Linked DNA regions of Mus musculus: region 1 is linked to region 2. The links are chromatin loops, found by intact Hi-C in ENCODE. Cell type or tissue: left cerebral cortex. All regions are shown on one strand. Links, peaks and the distances in the headings refer to the core of each region. The heading gives the core; the rest is flanking DNA.

What was found. A loop is a pair of places that touch in the nucleus more often than their neighbours do. Peaks named below come from ENCODE experiments on the same cell type or tissue, not always from the same donor. Only the 100,000 strongest peaks of a DNase experiment are listed, where the experiment ranks them.
Region 1: a loop joins it to region 2, with 2.4 times the contacts of the local background. A loop is called at or near these places in 2 of 42 quality-filtered maps.

Annotation. Positions count from the first base shown.
Region 1 is chr6:61,377,211-61,389,091 of GRCm38, forward strand. The region is part of intron 4 of Ccser1 (coiled-coil serine rich 1); the gene reads left to right. Among named protein-coding and RNA genes, the nearest start is that of A730020E08Rik, 200 kb to the left of the region's middle. In left cerebral cortex, for the core only: a CTCF peak has its summit at 5,524 (motif pointing right); a DNase peak (open chromatin) is centred at 5,529.
Region 2 is chr6:61,897,931-61,909,811 of GRCm38, forward strand. The region is part of intron 9 of Ccser1 (coiled-coil serine rich 1); the gene reads left to right. Among named protein-coding and RNA genes, the nearest start is that of A730020E08Rik, 720 kb to the left of the region's middle. In left cerebral cortex, for the core only: a CTCF peak has its summit at 4,983 (motif pointing left); DNase peaks (open chromatin) are centred at 1,642 and 4,997.

The DNA.
Region 1 (11,881 bases), core at 1,262-9,261, 520 kb before region 2:
AATGGTAGTCCATTGAGGCTTACTATGGCTTGTGGGTGGGAAAAAATGGGAAAACTTTGAACAATTATATGATGAACAAACTCTGGCTATGATTGTGATAAATGCAGAATTATATTTATACACACCAAACATCACACAAATATATTTATATTTATATAAATATGTATGTATAAATATTATAAATTACATTTATAATATAATATAATCTTTTCTCAGGATGTCATATTACTTTACAATTACATGCTCTAAAATAAAAATGAAAGTAGGTCGTGAAAACAATTCATCAAAACTGGAATATTAATCATGACATGAGTCCATTGCTGAAGAACTATGCTATGTGTAAAATGCCAATGAAAATAACATTGGTCTAAAGATTGAACAGTGGAAATCTGACTAAAAACAAAACATTGTCTGAGGATAAAAGGGGTCTATGGTGATGAAGAAGGTACTGAACATATTCTTTATCATGTTTTTTGGTATTGATTTCATGTCACACTGTATAAAACTGTACACTCAAAAAGATATTATTTAATATAAAGCAGTCTTAATGAGTTTATTTAAAATATAAGTAAGTTAGTAGGAAGGAAACTAAAGGCTGATAGTGTTCAAACTTTATAGAAGCCACATCAAAAAAAGTGTAAAAACTTTTAAAGAAAATTACATCTTTATTATGCATCCCAAATAAACAGAAATTTATCATAAAATAATAGGAATTATAATTTCTCAAGTTTACTTAAAAGTATAACACACACACAACTCCCCTTTAAAAATCTGTATATATAGTTTAGATAAAGTTTTGCTACAAATATTGATAATACTTTCTCTAGAAGTCATAGATTATTGAACAAATATCTCAGTGCTAGGAAAGAGAAACCACCCTTCTATTTGTGGGCCAGTGGGAGGGAAGGAGTTTCAAGAGATTCCCAAAACAATGTAGGCCACTGCTATTGCCTTGCCTTCCTTCTAGAATGTGAAGATAATACTCTTTTGCTAAGGAAACCTAACACTTTGGACATAGAACTTGGAGAGATCAAACTGGGACAGACCTGTAAGCCTCACTCCTGAGTACTAGGTCTCATAGTACCAGAAGGTACAATGTAAGGTGCCAAGGGAGAAAAGTGATTAATAATTCTACTCAGCGGTTAAATCTGTGGAACATAACAACAATGACCAGCACAGCAACATATCCCCAGTGGTGCAGTAGTGGCACTTAATCCTTTGGAAGTAACCAACAACTATGTAATTGGACTTAAGACCACTTGTTAGGAGGGAGGTCACATCTATTATTATAAAGTTAGCCCACTATTTGTGGCTGGGTAATCCTAGATTCCAAAGGAGAAACTATCACTATTATATTCCTAAATCAAATAGCATCTAAAAGCATTATAAATAGATATGCTTATATTCAAAAATAAAGTTCTTACCTGGCATTAAAGAAAAGTCTTTTGTGACGAATAGAAACTTGTTATAGAGATCTACAACTACTTAAAATGCAGGGCACACATGACCCTGTGTTACCTGGCCCCCAAATGGCACATGTACAACACAACCAAAACTAAGGCTCAAGGAAAATCATGGAAAAGAAGGCAGAAAAAGTGTAACTTCCAGAGGAGCAGGATGGCTGATGTAATGGTGTCTTTTGGGTGTGACAGGAAAGCCGAACTCATGAAATCTGAGCAGCATGGCTGTCTAAACAAAACTGCATTATGATCACACCAGTTGACATGCCAATGTGAATAGGAAAATTTTCACAAGAACCCGTCTCAAGATGGCTATAAGCAATAATGGTTGCTGAGGGAGGAACAATTGAATTTCACCAGTGATAAGCCTTGGATAGGTCATCCAATGCCAAAAAGTACGTGTGAGAAATACTAAATGGACTTCAATAAATTCTATCTATCTGTCTATCTATCTATCTGTCTGTCTGTCTGTCTGTCTGTCTGTCTGTCTGTCTATCTATCTATCTATCTATCTATCTATCTTACAATACAAATTATAGAAGATGTAATGAATTTGAGACAGAATGGAAGAGAGGGAGGATTTGGAAGGGATAGAATTTGGAATGGTTTGAAATGATTTAGGCAGAATGTGCATACTCATTTATGTTATTTGCAAGTGTGTGTGTGTGTGTGTGTGTGTGTGTGTGTGTGTGTAGTATTGGCACCTTAAAATCAGACAGATTTGAGGGAGTCAGGATTTCTGCTTATTCTCTATATGTAACATGTTGTGATTACATTCATCTCAAAATATCAGCCTGTGTAATCAAGGCATGTTTGAAAGCACAGTGTACTGCTTTTCTGAATACATAGGCTAGAGCAGGAACCCAGTACAGTTTGATTTTGACCCGTGGGACTTAGATAATCTTTTGTAAATAATTTTTCTTACCACTGGATGCTTTTCAGGGGTACTGAGTTTTGAATAATTCATCACTATTATAGGCTATTTCAGAATAAGCTTTCTAATTTAAATATTTTTCTTATTTTTATAATATATTAAATGATGAGTTGTTGTCTTAAATATTGACAAGTTAAGACATGTTATTTTAAAACCTGGCACATTTCTTTATTTTAAATAATCTAATTAAATTCTTGAAAACTTTTTTTCTCTAGATATTTGTTAATTGCCCAAAATACTATACAACCTACTTAGGATAGCAATATAGCTGAGATAAAACGCATTTCTCTTTTAAATACATTAAACACTAGAAACAAATCTCATCAATGTTTGATAAAGAACATAGGCTGTTGCTTGCATTACCATTGGTTTTGACTTTACCACTTAAAGATGGGATACTTAAGTAAAATAAATTTAAACTAGTAAATGTTCTTTGAGAAAAAAAAGAATGCAATAGTTAGGTGTGTACTGGAATTTATTACTCCTGTTATTTATTTTGGGTTTACTTCTGAAGTACTCAGAACATTGGTTTTGATGTATGTCCACAAACAAATGGAGGTAATGGCCCACCATTATCAATTAGAAATTAATTAGGTAGTTGCTAAATATTTTGAATTTGATGAGAGTCATTATAAGAATTCTTCTGTGGGCTAGGAATTCCTTCTGTGACTATTAATTAAGAAGGTAATTTGTTATTAATTTCTAATGGGCAAAGTACAACAGAGTTGAGATGAAGCCCGGTGGCTTTGCTAATATGAATGGCAATGTAGAAAGAATTGCAACATTAACTCAGGGATATTGTAAAAATCAGCTCTGAGTTTGTATGGGCTGTGAGGTACCTAGAAAAAAAGAAATGGGCATAGGATGTCTTGAACTAGATTGTGTAAAACTCAGAAACTTGTGCCACTTAATTTTGGAGATATAAGTTGACACCTAATAAATGTATGTACAAAGAAAGCTATGTTACTTGGGCTGACAGTGGTCTCCACAAGAGCCATAGACTACTTAACAAAAAAAAAAAAAAAAAAAAAAAAAAAACTTATCAGATGTGAGAAACCTCTGTTTGAATTGTTAATTATGTTAGTTCAAGTTTTCCCCAAACAGCATCATCAATTGCTATTGTCCTTGGATGACTCTCAGAGGTTGAAGATTAAGTCCTTATTGTGAAGACACTGAACATTTGGGGCACATGACTCATAGTACTCCAGCTGTATCTAACCTTATATTGTCTCTCCTACTGTCTAGTTTCCATAGTAACATAAAGCAGTATGCAAGTTGACAAGAGAGATAATTAATAATCTCATCTAACTGCAAGACCTATGAACTACAGCAATGATCAGATTAGCATGATATCATTACAGGTGCAATAGTGACACTTATATTTCCAGGTAACCAACAACTGCCTAATTGCACTGAAGACCCACTCAACAGGAGGGAAATCATGTCTCAAACTAGAGACTGCCAACTAACTGGAGCTAGGGAGAGTATGGATCTGGCAAGAGAATCTACTTCAGCCTACTAATTCCTGACTACATCTTAAACTTACTTATATGCCCAGATAAAGGTCTGTGTAGCTAACAGCCCTCATCAAAGATGCTTCTTTTTACAGAAAATGGAGACTTGGTTACTTTCCATTGCTGTGAAGAGACAAAGGCAACTTATAAAAGAAAGCATTTAGCTGGGCAGTGTTGACACACAACTTTAATCCTAGCACTCTGGAGGAGAGGCAGGCAAATCTCAGAGTTCAAGGTCAATCTGGTCTACCGAGTGAGGTACAGAATAGTCAGTCTCAAAACAAAACAAAACAAGTCAAACAAACTAAGAACAAAAAGGACAACATTTAGTTGGTGTTTGCTTACAGTCTCAGGGGATTAAGTCCATGATGGTCATATCCTGGTTCAGAACAGCAATAGTAAGGAGCAGTACCTGGGGGCTTACAACCACAGGGGGGCGGGGATAACACGCTAACAGGGAATTTGAAAATTTGAAACTTAAAAGCCCATCTCTGGTGATGTACCTCTTCCAACAAGGTTCAGTGTTCAAATGATTCTTAAAGAATTCTGCCAATTATTCAAATATATAAGTCTATGGGAGCCATTCAGCCTACCACAGAGACCATCATAAAAAAAAACAATTGGAACAATGCTGAGAACAAACGATTGTGTGCGCTAAGGCCCAGGGGTTACCTCTGCATTATAACTCCTACACCTAAGCCTATGGAAACATCATGGAAAAAGGAACAAAAAGATGCAAAAACCAGAGAAGTAGGAAGCATACTGTGAAACTGTGATTCCTACAAATCACTGTGCACATGAAACCTGAGTAATGATAGTAACAATAGTCCCAATGAGCATGGAGAAAAGGGGAAAATCTCATAATGTCTGACCGCTAGACAGAGAACTAGAGACAACTAATGACTGCTGAGAACAGGAGAGTTTGTTTCTCCCAGTTGCCCTCCAAAATGGTTATCCAATACAAAGTAGTCAGCCCTGAAATTATACAAACATACAGAACAATATGAGACTAAGTAAGTTTTATTTATATATTTGTGCATTCACACGCATACATATATATTTGTGCATACACATATGAACACATATATGTACATCATTATTGTTTTACACACATATTCACATATAATAGGAAGCTGAAGAAATATCAAATTTGTGATATATATTGTACAAAGTGCCCATCCAGGCACAGAGTCCTTTGTGGAATTGTTGAGGATATAATTTATAAAGACACTCTGCTATCTTATTTAAAATTCCATTTGATTTTCCAGAACATATGTATATTCTATCAGGGATTAGTGAAGGAAGACCTAAAAGATCTTTTTTTGTCAAGGATTAAAAAGTTAGGAAGTTTAAGAAAGGGTTAAATATAGGGTTAAATTACAGAATTGTGGGTGAAACTTTTTACCTATTGTTTGCAATATGCAAAAGTTCTCAATGATATTAAGTTGCTACAAAGAACAACAGTAATGGGTTCCCTGGAATTCACGGTTTTCATCACACTTAGCTAATATGCAACTATGACACAAGTTAGCACTTTGAGGTTTCATCTGCTGGCTTTGTTCTCTTTTATAGATGGGCTGAGTTAGGGTGCTAGCCTCTGCTTGGCGGCCATTAGATGGCAATCTTGCTCTGATAATGCAGATAGAAACCCTGTGGTGCATTTGTATTCAATCTCATAGTTTACAAGGTTTTCAAATATGTTATCTCATCAAATTATCAGGATAACTCTACAGTAGGTGATAATGTGACCCAAATACTGTGGAGGAAGAACATAGTCTGAGGTTAAAAACGTCTCCAGTCAACATTCACTGAGATCTTATCATTACATGCCGGGTTCTTCTCAACTCTTTCCAGGCTTTGCTGCATCTAATTTTACATACAACTCCAATATATTGGGTTACACATTTTCCAAGGTCACTGAAAATCATAGTCGCATCTTAAAAGGAAGTGAGTATTTCAAGTAAGCATGCTGACTGTGGAAAATAAGGATCATTAGCTAAAGAGCTGGGGAAGGCAAACAGATTTGCAACACTGACAGAGTCATACAGCAGAACAGTGTGGGGTCATTTAATGCAGAAACAAACACCTCTATCCACACCAGCGGGAGTAGGGTTTACAACACTGCATTGTGCAGCTCCTATGCTTGTGAATGTTGATGTGATAGCTCTGTATCATGAAATCCGATGAGCTGGAGAGACACCAAGTCTATTAAATTCACCTTGCAAATACATCCATGTAAATTGTTTCACACTGTGTTAGGTGGTTCCTGATAGCCACAACTATCCAGAAAGTATCATTTCATAAGGATACCCATCACAAACATTTGAACATGTTGTAACTCGCTGTCATATCCTCTACATTTCCCCTAGGATCTTAGAAATCTTAGCTAAAATATGAAGATTGCATTGTGATGAATTTCCTGACCATCATCCTTGTAAAAAAAAATTACTTTATACTCTACCAATAGAATCTAAGAAAGTCCTTTTACTGGACCATAAGATTTTATAATGGACAATGATATGTAATTTAAGGGCATTTAAAATTTAAAATTCATTGTGTTTTGCTTATTTGATGTGCTTAATCAACCAAAGTAATAATTAGTTAAATAACTTCATACTTTCCTTTCAATACTCCTTTTAACTTATCAATTTTTCTTAATACCCACCTGGATTCAGTGTTTTTAATATGTCACAGAATAATATCTTCACAGGATAGGAGTTTCAGTATAAAAGCCTTCATGTTTCTTTCCATTTCTTCCACTTTGTGTTTTTCACCCCCACCCAGGAGCAATTGATTAATATAGAAAATTTGTGCCTCAGTCTCTTACAATTTAGTCATGGCATCCCTTATACAAGTTTTTGAATAATGGCAATAACTATCACTATATAAATGAATATGTAATTAGGAAAATGAGTGCTGGTATTTCTTTGAAGTAATATAATATTTATATATTTAAAATTGTTCACCAACAAGAAACATAAATTTCAATCTTTCCTGAGATAGAAGAAGAGATAAGAATCATGGACATTGACATAATTACCACAAATTCAGTTTAAATTGTGTGAATAATGACTTCCTATTCCTTGAAATTTAAAATTTCAATTGATAATTTTATGAGATTCTGTTAAAGAATCTTTCCTTTTAAATTTTTTATTAATTTTATCTATAAAATGTCCCAAAGTTTACACTAGCATTCAACACTTCCTAGTCTCATGAAGACTGCCTTCCTTGTGTCCACACATCCTAGATTTGGAAGACAGTTGAAATCAGATCTGAGTGCTTTGGGAATATTAGTGAATATAGTGGACGCCGTGATGTTGCTCTCTAGTACTGATCAACAACCAGTTGATTAGACAAAGCTCAGCTGTTGTTTACTAAAGTGAGAAGAAGTCAGCATTGCTGAATTCTGGTAGATTCCTGCCAAAGAAAAGAAACATTATTAAAAATTTGAAGGTGCCTCAATGCATATGTTTTAAATTGGCAACTGCACTGCAATTTGGTAAATATTCTATGATGGTTCTGGTAGGGGTGGAACCAGCAAGGAGGGGCTTAATGATTCTGAAGTTATAAACTGTCAGTTGAAGCTTTCTTATCGAGGAATTGTTAGGTCTTTAGGAACATCTCTGTAATGAAAATTCATTATTTAAAATAGCTAAGACTGAGGGAGTAGATAGTGATGCTGGTGGAAAGATGAACGTGGAGTAAAAGCTCAGTCTCCCCGATGTGGAAGCTTGGAAGATAGTACTTTTAACTACATCCAAGCCTTGCTTTCACTATCAAGGGATCACAATCACCTGTCACGTTTCCTGGACAGCATCTCAAGCATCCCTACTTTAGTTTTCCCAAATCCACACTTTGCTAGTTCCCTTCACTGGGAAAAATGAGTGATATTTCCAACTCTAGAGAGCACACACAGATCATAGAAGGGTTTGTCTGCTTTACACCTGGCACCAGGAGAGTTAGATTAAACCAGAACCTAGACCTACTGAACTACAGGAAAATAAATATGTGCTCTTACCCCAGTATTCTCATAGCTTGCCGCTAGAGAGGATTTCCCGAGAACGAATGTACAAGTATCGCCTGCAGACGTCTCAAGTAGATTTTCTCAATAAGGTTTAGATGAAGAGATGAAATCTTTCCTGTACTAAAGAATTCTAAAATTTTATTGAATGTACTCCACACTGGCACTCTGAAAATAACAGGCTTTATAGGAATGTTATCTCAATAATGATTTAAAGCTGCTGTCCCTGTGAGCCTAACTGTACTTGAAGATGATGAGATGGAAAGTGGCTTTTGTCTGTTTTTCCTGGTGAAACTTTTGGGGAGTCACATGCATGCACAGACTGAACAATTTTTCCAACATATCAGTACTGATAGCGGCATTGGTTGGTCTCTTCATATAGATCATTCATAGGTCAGAACCTTATTAAGCTACATATGACTTGTGGTAAACGATTATAAATGTAGTCTAGTGAAAACGGAAATAGAAGCTACCCCTATTTATGTCATAGTGTAGCTTCATCCATTAGTTGAACTCACTTGGGAAGAGGGAAGAGGGACTCAGATGGAGAATTGGCTCCATTGTATTTGTATTGACTTTGAAAAGGTCTGTGGGTCATTTTTAATTGTCACCCAAAGCAAGGCTCTTCAAAGCGATTTTCCAAATAGCTGACAGAAGAATAATCTAGTCTCAATCTCTGCACATCTTAGGTTTTTATTACAAGCTTAACCTCCTGTAGTCCATTCTTTCTAAGCTCACAAGATGTGCTGACATGCTAAAGTGATCTTAATCCTAGACCTATGTAAAAGTCAATATTCCCATTATCTTCATTACAAAATCCAATTTCATTAACAGCTAACAAAGCTCTCATGCTTCAATACTTTCACTTTTGCTCAACTTGATTTCTAGCAAATATTTATTGAAGGCTTACTTTACCAAATACAAGCCAGAAAGCAAAGAGTTTAAGGTGAAGTTGGTTAAAACAACAGCAGCAGCAGCAGCAGCAGCAGCAACAACAACAACAACAACAACAACAAAACATAATGAAGAAATTTCAGTGGGCCCTGGGAGGAGTTACCAAGTTGGTGATGGCTTGATGGTATCTGAGCTTTCACAACAAAGAGACATGGGGTTTGGGTAATATAGCCAGGGTGGGAGCTAGAACTTAACTAAGAGAACATGTCATACAACAGAGAATGACCCAGAAGCTCAACATGCTTGGATATCCAGTGATTGACATGAATGTGCCATCTCATCCTTTATCTTGAGTTGCTTCCAGTGTTGATTCTCAGCTGATCTTCTTTTTCCTGCATTACTGAGCATCATGTTAAAAGAAATATCATTCATACATTTGAAGAATAATTCATATTTACCATTTGAAAAAAAAACCAAGTATAATACAATACAATGATTATGATGATTAAATAATTATATTTAGAAGAAACAGTATTTCTGTGATCTACAGCATGTTTGGCATACTAGGAGATAAAGCACAATAAAGACTGACAGGGGAACATAGTCTCTCATCAGGAACCAATAGAAGAATACCTAAGAAATACCAATGTCTAACAGAAAGTCAATAGAACAGTATTAGACAGACAAAAACAGTCTTTAGGCACCATCATGTATTGCACTATATTTTCTTTTATGTCTTATTAGATAAAGTTCAAGATCTCTAATCAGAAAATAAAAATCTGAATTCCTTCAACTCTATGTGGAACTTTGCATGAGTGGTGCCTAGCCAATAATGCCTATGAACCTATTTTAATAAACAGAGTTATTCAGAATCTGTAACAGGTTGCCCACTAGCACACTGGAGAGAGAATGCACAGTATGTAAGCGTGCACAGGCTTCACTCTTCACTTCTGCTGTGAAATAAATGTTTAAGCATTTGAATAAGTAGAGAGAGAACTTGTCCTCAGGTGTTTGACTCTGCTTGAAATATGAGCATATATAACTATAAACTTATTAATCATTATTGTGCTGGCTAGTTTTATGTTAACAGGCTAGAGTAATTAGAGAGGAGAGCGCCAAAATTGAGAAAATTGCTTAATAAGGTCTGGATATAGATAAGCCTGTAGGGCATTTTCTTAATTAGTGATCATGGCAGAGGGCCCAGCCCATTGTCAGTGGTGCCATCCCTGGGCTGGTGGTCCTGGAGTCTATAATAACACAGGCTGACAAGCCATGGAGTGCAAGCCAGTAAGCAGAACTCCTTAATGGCCTCTACATCAGCTTCTAAGTCTAGGTTTCTGCCCTGTTTGAATTCCTGTCCTGACTTCCTTCAGTGTGGAAGTGTAAGCCAAATAAATCCCTTTCTCCCCAAGTTGCTTTAGCAACAGTTACCCTCACTAAACCAAATACCAATATCTCTATGATCTGGCAATATATTTTTCTACAAGAAATGCTAAACTTATGTTTCTACCAGACTTGTTATTGAATTATGATAAAAATCTTATATTTAAAATGTGTAAATGTTTTCATATAATTAATTAAAAACCCTTTCAAAAGTGTTTCTATAAAATAAGGGTGTAATATATCTGCAGGCACAAATGAAATTAAGTGGGAATTCTTAAAAATAGGTAAATATCAGAGATAACTTTCCTTTTAAACAAAGTAGCTATTTGCAAATGTTAACAGACATTTCATTGAATTTATTAGGTAAACTGTTGTTGCCCTCTGGTGACTCCTAGTTTGATCACTTATTTCTTGATGACTCTATAATAGACATTGAAGAATTAGTAAAATTTACTGGTATATTGAAATATCCAGCCGTATATCTCAAAAAGATATCAACTTAAGTTTACGCTAATGTTGTGCCTTATTGTATAAGGACACTAACATCAGTGAGCAAGTGCCAGAGGACCAGGAAGTCCACTGTGACACTGTCTCCTAGGAATAGCTACAAAATCAAGACCTAAACAATGGACATAATAATAGACATGTTAATTCCAATGGAGGAAAAGCTTGTAGTGCCCCACCCCTAGGCAAAAAACTAGGAGACAGTAATGAATGCTGAGAGAGGGAGAATTAGCCTCACTCAGAGATGAGCCCCTAATTGTTTGTCCAATCAAATGGTCTGTCTTGAAACTATATAAAAATCCATGTTGAACTCAGCAGGTTGTTTTTATGTATGCGCGTGCATGTGTCTGTGTGTGTCCGTGCACAAGGGAGTATGGGTATATGTATAAAACAATAATAATCAAAGAGAAAGACACCATTAACTTGAGATAATATGAGGAGATGTGAGAGAGATTAGAGGAAGTAAAGGGAATGAAAGAAGTGATGTAATTATGCTTTAATTAAAAGTATATTAAAAAGGAAAGAATCAATGAGTAGCTTGCCCTTGTATCATCCAGGTAGTGATGCACAAAACATAAGTTAGAGACGTGTGAGTTCATTCTTTGGATAAGTTTTAATATATAAATTGTCCTTCGAAGCTCTAGCATGTTAAATTTGTTGAGGGATTATCAGTGTAACCAATATGCTACAAGGCTTTTGCTTTTGGCCCTTTAAATATCTATCTTGCACTTATAAGTGTAGTCCATAGGCAGAGATATTGTTTTTATTTGGATGTTATTACAGTCCTAACAGAGAGTATTTGACTCAAACTAGCTTTTAGGTAAGATTATTTCTTTCTGGCTCTATATTGTGAGAGAAGAGACACATTATTAAATGTAAATCTGAAATTCCAAGTGGATTTTAAATTTGCGGGTAATCATATTCAGTAATATGTATTTATATGTGCTAATGTTGAGCTTAAAGGCATGGTAAAACTTGTGTTATTGTAGAATAAAGGAAACTATACTGTTAATGGTTAGAATGTAATATTAATCAGCCTGGCTTTGTAACGTAGCTGTTATTATAGCCAGCAGGAAGAGAAACTCATTTCCGTCAGTGCACACCTGTGGTCTTGCTGTATCAGTTGATCTTCAAGCGAGGCTGTCCTGCCTGACTCATTTTGCAGATGGAC
Region 2 (11,881 bases), core at 1,453-9,452:
TGTATTGTTCCAGGTTATTAATTTCCCTCTATCAACTAGCATCTTATTCTAAGGTATATTAGAGAAATTTTGACAAACAACTTATTTCTGATGCTCAGTTCTAATTATGGAAGAGACACCCATTACTTGGAGATAATTAGAAAGAAAGAAATCCCATGACTTTGCCCAAAAGATCCCCTGATATGGACATTGACATCATTTGCATAACTTCTGTATGACATGACAGCAACCAGGTGTTACAGGCATCTCTGTGTTAAAGGAAAAGAAAGAAAAAGCACTTGAATGTGTCTCTCCAAATAAGCAGGACAGATTTTCCTACATAAAATTTTTGTTTTACTTTTCAACAAAATAAATTCCAGCTGTTTTAATGAAGAACAAAACAACTTGTGTCAGCCCACATGAATTATGATGCTTCTATATATTCTGCTCTCCAAAATCCCTCCCGTGCATGCAGGTGCTCAGGCAGCCGTGTGGAGGCTGCCCAAGCTACTGAGGATGAGCAGACATTGTCTGCATGACTGACATAGTCCCCCCTGAGATCTGCATCTGAGTTCATTATTCACGAAAATATGCTTTGGCAAATATTTACAATCTTGCCTTGGGTATGCTAGCTGACACTGCTGCATATTGGGTAATGAAATCTAAATGAAGTAAGAAAGACCGAGTCCTAATTTGTTTATTTGTCTGCTTTTACATAAGTGCTTTATTTTAATGGTAAAGTGGGTTTTATGTTTCCTTATTTGGCATTTCAAAGCATGTCCGTGCATGCGTGGATAATTTAAGAGTAATAGCAGCTTCTCACTGATATTCAGAACAGTCTCCCATCTACATGATTCTTTCCGCATGCATATATTTATAAATGTTATAATTTCCCAGTTAATTGCTGCAGAAACAAACAAACAAATCCATGGGGTTCTGTTAAACTTTGATCAAGAAAATATTTAAAATTTGTTCAATTTCGAAAGAATTCATTGGAATGGAAGTAAAAGCATTTAAAAAAATAATTTTGCATCCATAATAAAGTGACTGTCTCTCTAAACTCTATATGATGTTTTTCCATATTTCTAGAAGATTTAGTGATTAGGGGAGTAGAATATGTGAGTGCCACTGGAACACTTACACAGGCAGGGGCTTGTGTAGCCTGAGAAATAATCTGTAAAGTGGACTCACAAAAAAAAAAAAACAAAAAACTGTGTCATTTGAAAATTTAGGTTTATGCATATCAAGAGAAAGGCTGATGACCGTCAACAATTAGATAACAAAAGGATTTCTAGAAAAATCATCCTCCCAACAAAATGAAGATAGCTTCAAGCAGCTAGCCAAAAATCTCATTAAATGAACTGTATGCAAGTGTATGCATGCACATGTGTGCATGTGTGTCTAAAGTTCTTGGAAATGAGATACTTAACTAAGGAAAATAAACTAATGATCCAGGGAAAGTTACAGCATTTAAAAACATTATACTAAATTGTGGATTCTCAAAAACAAACAAATATTGGTTCTTAGGCAATCATAACATTTTATACCAGAAAACATCTCAGTGAGAGTAAACTTTCATGTAAAGGCCCCGTATAATTACCTCCAACACATCTTGACTGAGGAGTCACTGGTAGGATGAATTACATAACCATATGGAAATTGTTACATCAAAGTGCAGCAGTGGGAGTAGGTAGTTGTGAAATTGTACCTCTGTACAGAAATCCAGCGATCTACCCAATAAAATCTAATCTTTTATGGACCCAGGGTCCTCCAGAAAAATAGAGACTTCATGAATCAACAGTTATAAAATTTAAAAATTAGACAATGTTGATTCTCTTCCAATAATTAGGATTTTACTGGCAATGAGCTAGGTTTTCAGCAGTAGACATAGTTTTCCTCTTGGTGAGCATGTCTTAAGAACAATTGAAGAACTATTAGCTACCCCAAAGTTGTATGTGTGTCACTACTGAATCTTTAGGCATGCTGGTCATTGAGGTGTTTCATAGGTGCCATTGCAGGGTAGGACTGTTGGATGCCCCTCACCTTTGGGAGCTTGACTGATACCTTCTAGAGTATGAAAACTAGTCCTCAGGGATGAAGCATTCATGTCAGTTCTAGCTCATAAGTCTCTGGGCTCTATTTCTGAAGTACATTGTGTCTTCCACTTTAGGGACTTACCTCCCACCCCTGGGGTAACAAGGACTAAGGCAATAGGCTCTATGTTTTCAATGTCACTGAATCATAACCAACTAGTCAAAAGAGTTCTCTGCCTGGTATTATGGTTTTTGTTAAGTGGTCTTTGAGTCATGTAGAAGGTACCCTCAGTTTAGATGAGAAAATTTTATTAAAACTATGTATGTGTATTTATCCGTAGAATCACATGTATTATTGTTTTTAATTTTAGGTAAGTAATTAATAGTATGATTCTTGGTGAATTTTAAAGACATCCTTGTTGTTATTTTACCCAATTCCTTCTTTTTTTCATGTTTACGTCCCTCCTCTTTCTTTAAAGAGCCCCCCTTTTCCTATTTGCATAATCAGATCACTTTTATCTTGCTATTCTCCCTTCTTAATGCCCTCCAAGCTCCTCTCCTGTCAGTGCATTTAAAACAGTGTCTATTTATGTGTTACGTTCATCTATAAATATGTTAATCTCACAAATATTTTATTTAGCTTTAATTCCCCATTGTTAATAGCTATCAATATATATATATATATATATATATATATATATATGATGCCTAATGTTTAAAATTATATTATTAAACATAATTTTAGCTCCCCAACACTCTGAACAAGACTAGGAAAAACATACCTTGACTCAGGTTTATCAAAAAAGCAAGTCATAACACAACTTCCTCCTCCACTCAGATGACTGATCACTTGCTTTTAGCTTTGTGTCTCTGTCTTGGACTACATCAACCCAAAGAAACTGAATTCCAAGCACATCCTGTATTGTTGTCATGTTACTCTATATTTTGTTCCACTCGTGCATAATATTTTCAGAGATAGGAGGAAGTCTGAGAGTTTTCTTCACTGCTTAGAATATTTCCCAACTCTGGGCTATTTTTGAGACGTCAGAACATATTAAAGGCACTTCCTTCAGGATACATGTCTGTAGCTAGATTCATAAATATGAAAAATCTTATGGCTTAAAAAACACTTTCACATATTTCTCTTTGGAGAGTAGAGATGCTTTGAAAAACATATTTGAAAACAGGGTGGAAGATCAACATCTATAAGGGAATATAAGCTCTTACAGAATTCCAAAACAGAGACCAGGAACCCAGTGCAAAGCACATCAGAATGAAAGTAGTTAAACAGAGAGAGAGAGAGAGAGAGAGAGAGAGAGAGAGAGAGAGAGAGAGAGAGAGAAAGAGAGAGAGAGAGAGAATTATGAAGTCAATTTCTTATTTAAATGTAGCCAAAACAGTGATACTATTGATAGAAGTTTACATATTTTCATAAGTCATTTTAAAAGCATTTATAAATTGTCATACATGACAAATAGATGGATGGATGGGTAGATGATAGGTTATTAGATGATAGATAGATAGATAGATAGATAGATATATAGATAGATAGATAGATAGACAATAACTAGATAACATTTGTATTGGCAAACTATCATTAAAATCCATCACACACAAATTTAATATCCAAAGAACTTATAGACAATGCAATATGGTTACTCTGATAACATACACAGATTAATGTTTCACTGATTTGCTTCACAGTAGAATACCTAGCTAAAGTGTGGAGTATTCTGACCATGAGCTATAACACCTCCTCTAACAGAAGAAAGGAGCCCATGTAGTTTACTTTCTGAAAGTTAGCATTTCTCATTAAGACAACCAAAGTAATGCTGGCTAATCAGTCTCATAACTTTTTAATAATACTATGATTTTTATGTTTTATAGCAATGCTGCTCCTTCTTTACGGGCCCTGCGTTCCATCTAATAGATGACTTTGAGCATCCACTTCTGTATTTGCCAGGCACTGGCATAGCCTCACAAGAGATAGCTATATCAGGGTCCTGTCAGCAAAATCTTGCTGGCATATGCAATAGTGTCTGAGTTAGGAACTAGAGAAAGTACCCAAGGAGCTAAAGGGGTCAGCAACCCTATAGGAGGATCAACAATATGAACTAACCAGTACCCCACAGAACTGTGCCTCTAGTTGCATATGTAGCAGAGGATAGCCTAGTTGGTCATCAATGGGAGGAGAGGCCCTTGGTCTTGGGAAGATCACATGCCCCAGTATAGGGGAATGTCAGGGCCAGGAAGTGGGAGTGGGTGGGTTGGGGAGCAGGGCCAGGGGAGGGTATAGGGGACTTTAGGGATAGCGTTTGAAATATAAATGAAGAAAATATCTAATAAAAATGAAAAAATAAAACAAAGGGAAAATGCTGCTTTATTTTGTAAATATTCAGTTTTTAAAATAATTGTTAGTAGTATTTTCCTAGAGGTTTATGTCCTAAGTTAATATCATACTTAGAAAATTACATTTAAAATCTACAACAGTAAGAACAGTCATTCATAGTACCAAATTCTGTCTTAGTTAGGGTTTCACTGATGCAAACAGACACCATGACCACAGCAACTCTTATAAGAACAATATTTAATTGAGGCTGGCTTACAGATGTTCAGTCCATTATCCTCAAGGTGGAAGCATGGCAGCACCGAGTCAAGAATGGCTCAGGAAGAGCTGAGAGTTCAACATCTTTTTTAGAAGTCAAACAGGAGAAGACTGGTCTCATAGTGAACTCCCACAGTGACACACTTTCTCCAACAAGACCACACTTACTCCTACAAGGCCACATCTGCTAATAGTGCCACTCCTGGGTCCAGCATATTCAATCTACCATATTGTCAAAAGTTTTAACTCTGATGATCTACTTCCTCCCAATAGACATTACATCATAATATTCCATTCAGCTATATACTCATCAATAGATAAATTCATTGACACAACAATGCCTGTAACCTTGCAAAGCAGCACCACCTAGTGACCAGGCCAGCACCTGAGCCTTTGGTAACATTTTATATCTAAAATATACAATATGTGCTTGCAATATTTAACAAAATGCATCCAGGCCTGGGGATGTAGCTTAGCTGATAAATTCCTTGCCTAGGATGCATGAAACCCCGAATTTGAGCCCCAGCACCATATAAATAAAATTTGGTGACACATACATATAATTCTATCATTTGGAAGGTGCAGACAGGAAGAACTTAGCTTCTGCTTTATAAAGCATCGGAGGCTGACATAGGATACACAAAACACTGTCTCTGACAAAGGGAAACAAAACAAAGAGTAAAAGTTATCACTTGTGTGCTGTTTTTTTATATTCTCTCTGTCTCTCTCTCTCTCCCTCAAATAGACTTTTTCCTCATGTGATATATCCTGAATATTCTTCCCTCCCTCTATACTTCCCAGTTCCTCCCACACAGTTCCTTTCCTCCCATCTAATGCCACCCCCTTTCTCTCTCTCTTTATAAAACAAACATGTGTCTAAGATAATAATAAAATAAAACTAATGGAATAAGATGAAACAAAAACTAATATATCAGAGTAGTACAAAGCTGACAAACAGAAGAAATGAAGATGAAGAGGAGGTACAAAAAACAGAGACACATTCATTGGACACTCAGGTGTCCCATAAAAACACTAAAATGAAAGCCATAAAATATATGATAGAATCTGTATGGTTAAAAAGGGAGAAAACGTATAAAATATAATATAAAGTTAACAGTAAAACTTACAAAAGCAATAAGAAAATCCTTGCATGACATTAGGAGGCAAGGAACTTGCAATGTTTCCAATAAGTTACTTTTCTGTTAGCCATTGCAGGACTTTCAGGCTACTGTTAGATGTAGTTTGTTTCTCCAGTGAGAATCCCATGGGAAAAAATATATCTTCATTTGCAAGTAGTTATTAATTCTAGATAACTTCTGGGTATGAATGAGCACTTGCATCTACTTCTTTCAGTTCATTTAACCCCATCTGGTGCAAACTCTTGTAAGCTCTCTTTCCTTGGTCTCCTTCAATTTATTTGGCTCTGAAATTCTTTTTTTTTCTTAGATATTTTCTATATTTACATTTCAAATATTATCCTCTTTTGTAGTTTCCCCTCTGGAAATTCCCTAGCCTCCCCCTGACTCCCCTTGCTCCCCAACACACCCACTCCTGCTTCCTGGCCCTAGGATTCCCTGTGTTCTTGTGTGATTGGGTTACCTCACTTAAGATGATATCCTCTGGATCCATCCATTTGTCTAAGAATTTCATAAATTCATTGTTTTCAATAGCTGTGTAGTAATCCTTTCTGTAAATGTACCACATATTCTGTATCCATTCCTCTGTTAAGGAGCATCTGGGTTCTTTCCAGCTACTGGCTACTATAACTAAGGCTGCTATGAACATAGTGGAGCATGTGTTCTTATTACAAGTTAGAGCATCTTCTGGGTGTATAGCCAAGAGTGGTATTGCCGCATCTTCCTGTAGTACAACGTCCAATTTTCTGAGGAACAGCCAAACTAATTTCCAGAGTGGCTGTACCAGCTTGCAATCCCAGAAGCAATGGTGGAGTGTTCCTCTTTCTCCACATTATGACATGAATCTGCTGTCACCTGAGTTTTTTATCTTGGCCATTCCTACTGGTGTGAGATGGAATGTCAGTGTTGTTTTGATTTTCATATCCCTGATGATTAAGGATGTTGTGCATTCCTTCTATGAAGTCACAATACTCTGATACCTAAACAACACAAAGACATGACAAAGAAAGAGAACTTCAGACCAATTTCCCTTATGAATATCAATACAATACAAAATCTCAATAAAATTCTGGAAAAAAGAATCCAAGAACATCAAAATGACCATCCATCTTGATCAAGTAGGTTTCATCCCAGGGATGCAGGGATGGTTCAATATATGGAAATTCATCAATGCAATCCACTATATAAACACTGTCAAAGACAAAAACCACATGATCATCTCATTAGGTGCTGAGGAAGCATTTGACAAAATCTAACACCCCTTCATGATAAAAGTCTTAGAAAGATCAGGAATTCAAGGCCCATACATAAACATAATAAAAGCAATCAATATACAGCAAACCAGTAGCCAACATCAAAATAAATGGAAGAAACTTGAAGCAGTCCCACTAAAACCAGGGACTAGACAAGGTTGCCCACTCCTTACCTATTCAATATATCACTTGAAGTTCTAGCCAGAGCAATTAGACAACAAAGGAGATCAAGGGAATACAAATTGCAAAAGAAGTTAAAATATCACTGTTTGCAGTTGATATGATAGTATACATAAGTGACCCCAAAATTCCACCAGAGACCTCCTAATAAACCTGATAAACAATTTCAGTGAAGTAGCTAGATATACAATTAATTCAAACAAATCAATGGCCTTTTTCTACACGAAGGATAAACAGGCTGAGAAAGAAATTAGGGAAACCACCCTTCAACATAGTCACAAATAATAAAAAATACCTTGGTGTGACTCTAACTAAGCAAGTGAAAGATCTGTATGATAAGAACATCAAGTGTCTTAAGAAAGAAATCAAAGAAGATCTCAGAATATGGAAAAATCTTCCATGCTCATGGATTGGCAGGATTAATATAGTCAAAATGGCTATTTTACAGAAAGCAATCTACAGATTCAATGCAATTCCCATCAAAATTTCAACTCAATTCTTCCCAGAGTTAGAAAGAGCAATTTGCAAATTCACCTGGAATAACAAAAAAACCCAGGATAGTGAAAACTATTCTCAATAATAAAAGAACCTCTGGTAGAATAACCGTTCCTGACCTCAAGCTGTACTACAGGGCAATTGTGGTAAAAACTGCATGGTACTGGTATAGTGACAGAGACAGATGTATCAATGGAATAGAATTGAAGACCCATAAATGAGCCTATATAACTATTGCTACTTGATCTTAGACAAGGGAGCTAATACCACCCAGTGGAAAAAGGCTTTTTCAACAAATGGTGCTGGCTTAACTGGTGGTTATCATGTAGAAGAATGTGAATTGATCCATTCTGATCTGCTTGTACAAAGCTCAAGTCTAAATGGATCAAGGAACTCCACATCAAACCTGAGACACTGAAACATATATAGCAGAAAGTGGGGAAGAGCTTCGAAGATATGGGCACAGGGGGAAAATTCCTGAATAGAACACAAATGGCTTGTGCTGGAAGATCGAGAATCAACAAATGGGACCTCATAAAATTGCAAAGCTTCTGTAAGGTAAAGGACACTGTCAATAAGACAAAAGGAAACCAACAGATTGGGAAAAGATCTTTACCAATCCTAAATCCTATAGGGGGCTAATATCCAATATATACAAAGAACTCAAGAAATTAGACTCCAGAAAACCAAATAACCCTATTAAAAAAGAAAAATGGGAGTCGGGCGTGGTGTAGCACGCCTTTAATCCCAGCACTCAGGAGGCAGAGGCAGGTGGATTTCTGAGTTCGAGGCCAGCCTGGTCTACAAAATGAGTTCCAGATCAGCCAGGGCTATAGAGAAACCCTGTCTCGAAAAACAAAACAAAACAAAACAAACAAACAAAAAAAGATACAGAGCTAAACAAAGAGTTCTCAACTGAGGAATACTAAATGGCTGAGAAGCATCTGAAATTCTTTCTTCCTCCTCAGTTCCTTACACTCTGAGGACAGGGATTTGCTGGACATATTCCCTTTAGTAATGATTGTTGAAAAGTCTCTTACTCTCTGGAAAATGACTGGTGCTATGTCTCTGCATTTGTTCCTATCTTTTGCAGGAAAAATTTTATCTGTTAAGGGCTATTCATGGTACTTATCTATGGGTATAGCAGAATGTCATTAGGAGACATTTTTTACTTGTTTTTGTTGTTGTTATTGTTGTTGTTTAGAACAGAATTTCTTTGGCTATACTTTAGGTTACCCTAAGTTCTTCGGCTATCTTGTTTCATGTACTTGGCCACCCAAGCTTGGTAGTGTATAGGTCCACTTCTTAGAGTCCACCTTAAAAAAATAGATAATTAAAAAAAATGCCATACTTGCACCAGTATAGCTTTCAAGCTGCACATCATTGCATATTACAGGGTTTCTGGCTGGAATGTTGTTTATATTTCTTCATTGGTAGCATTCAGAGTACCTTCTAATACCAAAGACACAGAGGAGTGAAATTTCAATGTAAGCACCATTTCAACTACTACCTGTTCAATGAGCTGCATAGGTGTTGTCTTCAAAAATAGGGCCTTACTTTCAGTTTACAGAGAGCAACATACATTGTTAGCAACAGCATAGGTTGTTGGGGGTTCCTATCAGAACACTTTGACAAAACAAAATTAGAATAAACCGAATCTTGGATTGGTGCCTTTGTTTGGTGGCAAATGATATCTTGTTGGGGCTCTATTTCCCCATTACTTAGTGACTTCATTGAAGTCACCTTCATATATGTATATCTTTCAGGAAGTTCTACAATATTAGGTTTCCTAATATGACCCTTCACATGTCCCTTAATTTTAGCTGTCTCTCTGCATTTCCTAACTTGCTTCCTCCTTCTCTCTCCTCCCTTCTTAATCCTTCCATTTCAGGCACTCTCATTCATCTTTTACTGTGTGTTCTATTTCTTTTCCTACAAAAATCTATTTGAATCGGCTTTTTCCCATTCCTAATCTCTTATTCTATATGTAACCTCTGCGATTTAACAATTATACCTTGATTATCATTTACTTAGCAGATAATATTCATATATAAGTCAAAACATACCTTATTTGTCTGCCTCACTTGGTATGATTTTTTTCGATTTACATCTACTTAACCCTGCATTTCATGATTTTATTTTTACATCTAAGTAATAATTGTATAAATGTACCACATTTTCTGTGTCCATTCTTCTGTTGAGTGCCATTAATGTTGTTTCTAGTTTCTGTTTATTATGAATAGAGCAGCAATGAACATGTTTGAGCACATGACTCTCAGTAGGATGAAGCACCTTAGGTATAAGCGCAACAGTGATATAGCTGGATCTTGAGGTAGATCGATTCTCATCTGTTTGAGAAATTGCCAACTGACTTCCATAGTGGATGTACAAGTTTGCACTCCTGCCAGTAATAGATGAGTGTTCCTCTTACTTCACATCTTCCTGAGCATGAACAATTACTTGTTTGATTGATCTTATCCATTCTGACAGATATAAAATAAAATTTCAGTATAGTTTCGATTTGCATTTTCCTGATGACTAAGGATGTCATTGGAAACATTTCTTTAAGTGTTTCTCAGCCATTTGAGTTTCCTCTTTTGAGAAGTCTGTTCAGATCCTTGGGTTCTGAAATAATTGGGTTATTTAATTTCATGTTATCTGGATTTTTGAGTTGTTTATATGTTTTGCAGATTCTATCAACATGGTACTGCCTATCAGATATGGTTAAAAAACTTTCCCTATTATTTAGCTTGGAATTTTCCCAAAAGATGGTGTCCATTTTTATGTAGAAACTTTTCAGTTTCAAGAGGTCCCATTTATTATTATTTTTTAAATCTTAGCTACTATGCTAATGGCATTCTGTCCATAGTTTAAGGCTATTTCCCACTTTCTTTTTTTGTGTTTGTTTGTTTGTTTGTTTTTTGAGTCAGGGTTTCTCTATGTAGCCAAGTGTCCTGGAACTCACTCTGTAGACCAGGCTGGCCTTGAACTCAGAAATCCACCTGCCTCTGCCTCCCAAGTGCTGGGATTAAAGCCCTGTGCCACCACTGCCCAGCCATTTCCCACTTTCTATTCTATCCCATATAGTGTATTTGGATTTATTTTGAGGTTTTTGATCAATCTGTAGTTGTCTGTTCATGTTGATAAGTATGGATCTATTTGCATTTTTCTACATACAGTCATCCAGTTCAAACAACATAAATTGTTGTACATGATCTCCTTTTCCAGTGTATATTTCTGAATTATTTATCAAAAACCATGTGCCTACCTGTGTGTGGATTTATGTCTTGGTCTTTAATTTGATTCCATTGATCATCTTGTCTATGCCAATACCATGCTGTTTTTTATTATGATAGCTTTGTAGTAAAACTTGAAATTGGAAATGGTGATACTTCCACTCATTCTTTTATTATTCAAACTTGTTGCAGCTTTCCTGGATTATTCTGTTTTTACATGAAAATGAAAATTGTCTTTTCAAGATTTGGGAAAAGTTGTGTTGGAATTTTGATGGGGATTCCTTTAAATCTGTAAATTGCATTTGGCATAATGGCCAATTTTTACTATTAATTCTATGGATCCTTGAGCATGAGTCTCCTGATATCTTCTTCAATTCCATATTCCAATGTGTTATAGTCTTTCATTTGCTTGGATATACTTATCCCAAGATCTTTTATATTATTTGAGACAATTGGCAAAGGTGTTGTTAATTTGTTTTCTGTTTCAGTCTGTTTGCATTTGTACACAGAAAAGCTACTTATGTATGTCAGTTAATGATGAATCTAGTTACTTCACTGAAGGAGTTGGAGTTTCCCTTTGGAATTTTAGGGTCACTTATGTATACTATCATATAATCTTCAAATAAAGAAAGTTTGACTTCACAATTCAAATATGTATCTACTTGATCTCTTTCATTTGTAATATTGCTATAGCTATGATTTCAAGTAATATGTTGACTAGGAGTGGTGACAATAAGCAACCTTGTTTTGTTCTCGATTTTAATAAAATTGCTTAGAATTTCTCTCCATTTAAATTGATTTTGGCAATGATTTGCTGTAACCTGCTTTCATTATGTTGAAGGATGTCCCTTGTTTCTCTAATCTCTTTAGGGATTTTATCAAAATAGGCTGTTGTATTTTGTCAAAGGCCGTTTCTAATGTGAATCTAATAGTATGTCTTTCAGTGAGTTTATATGGTCCATTA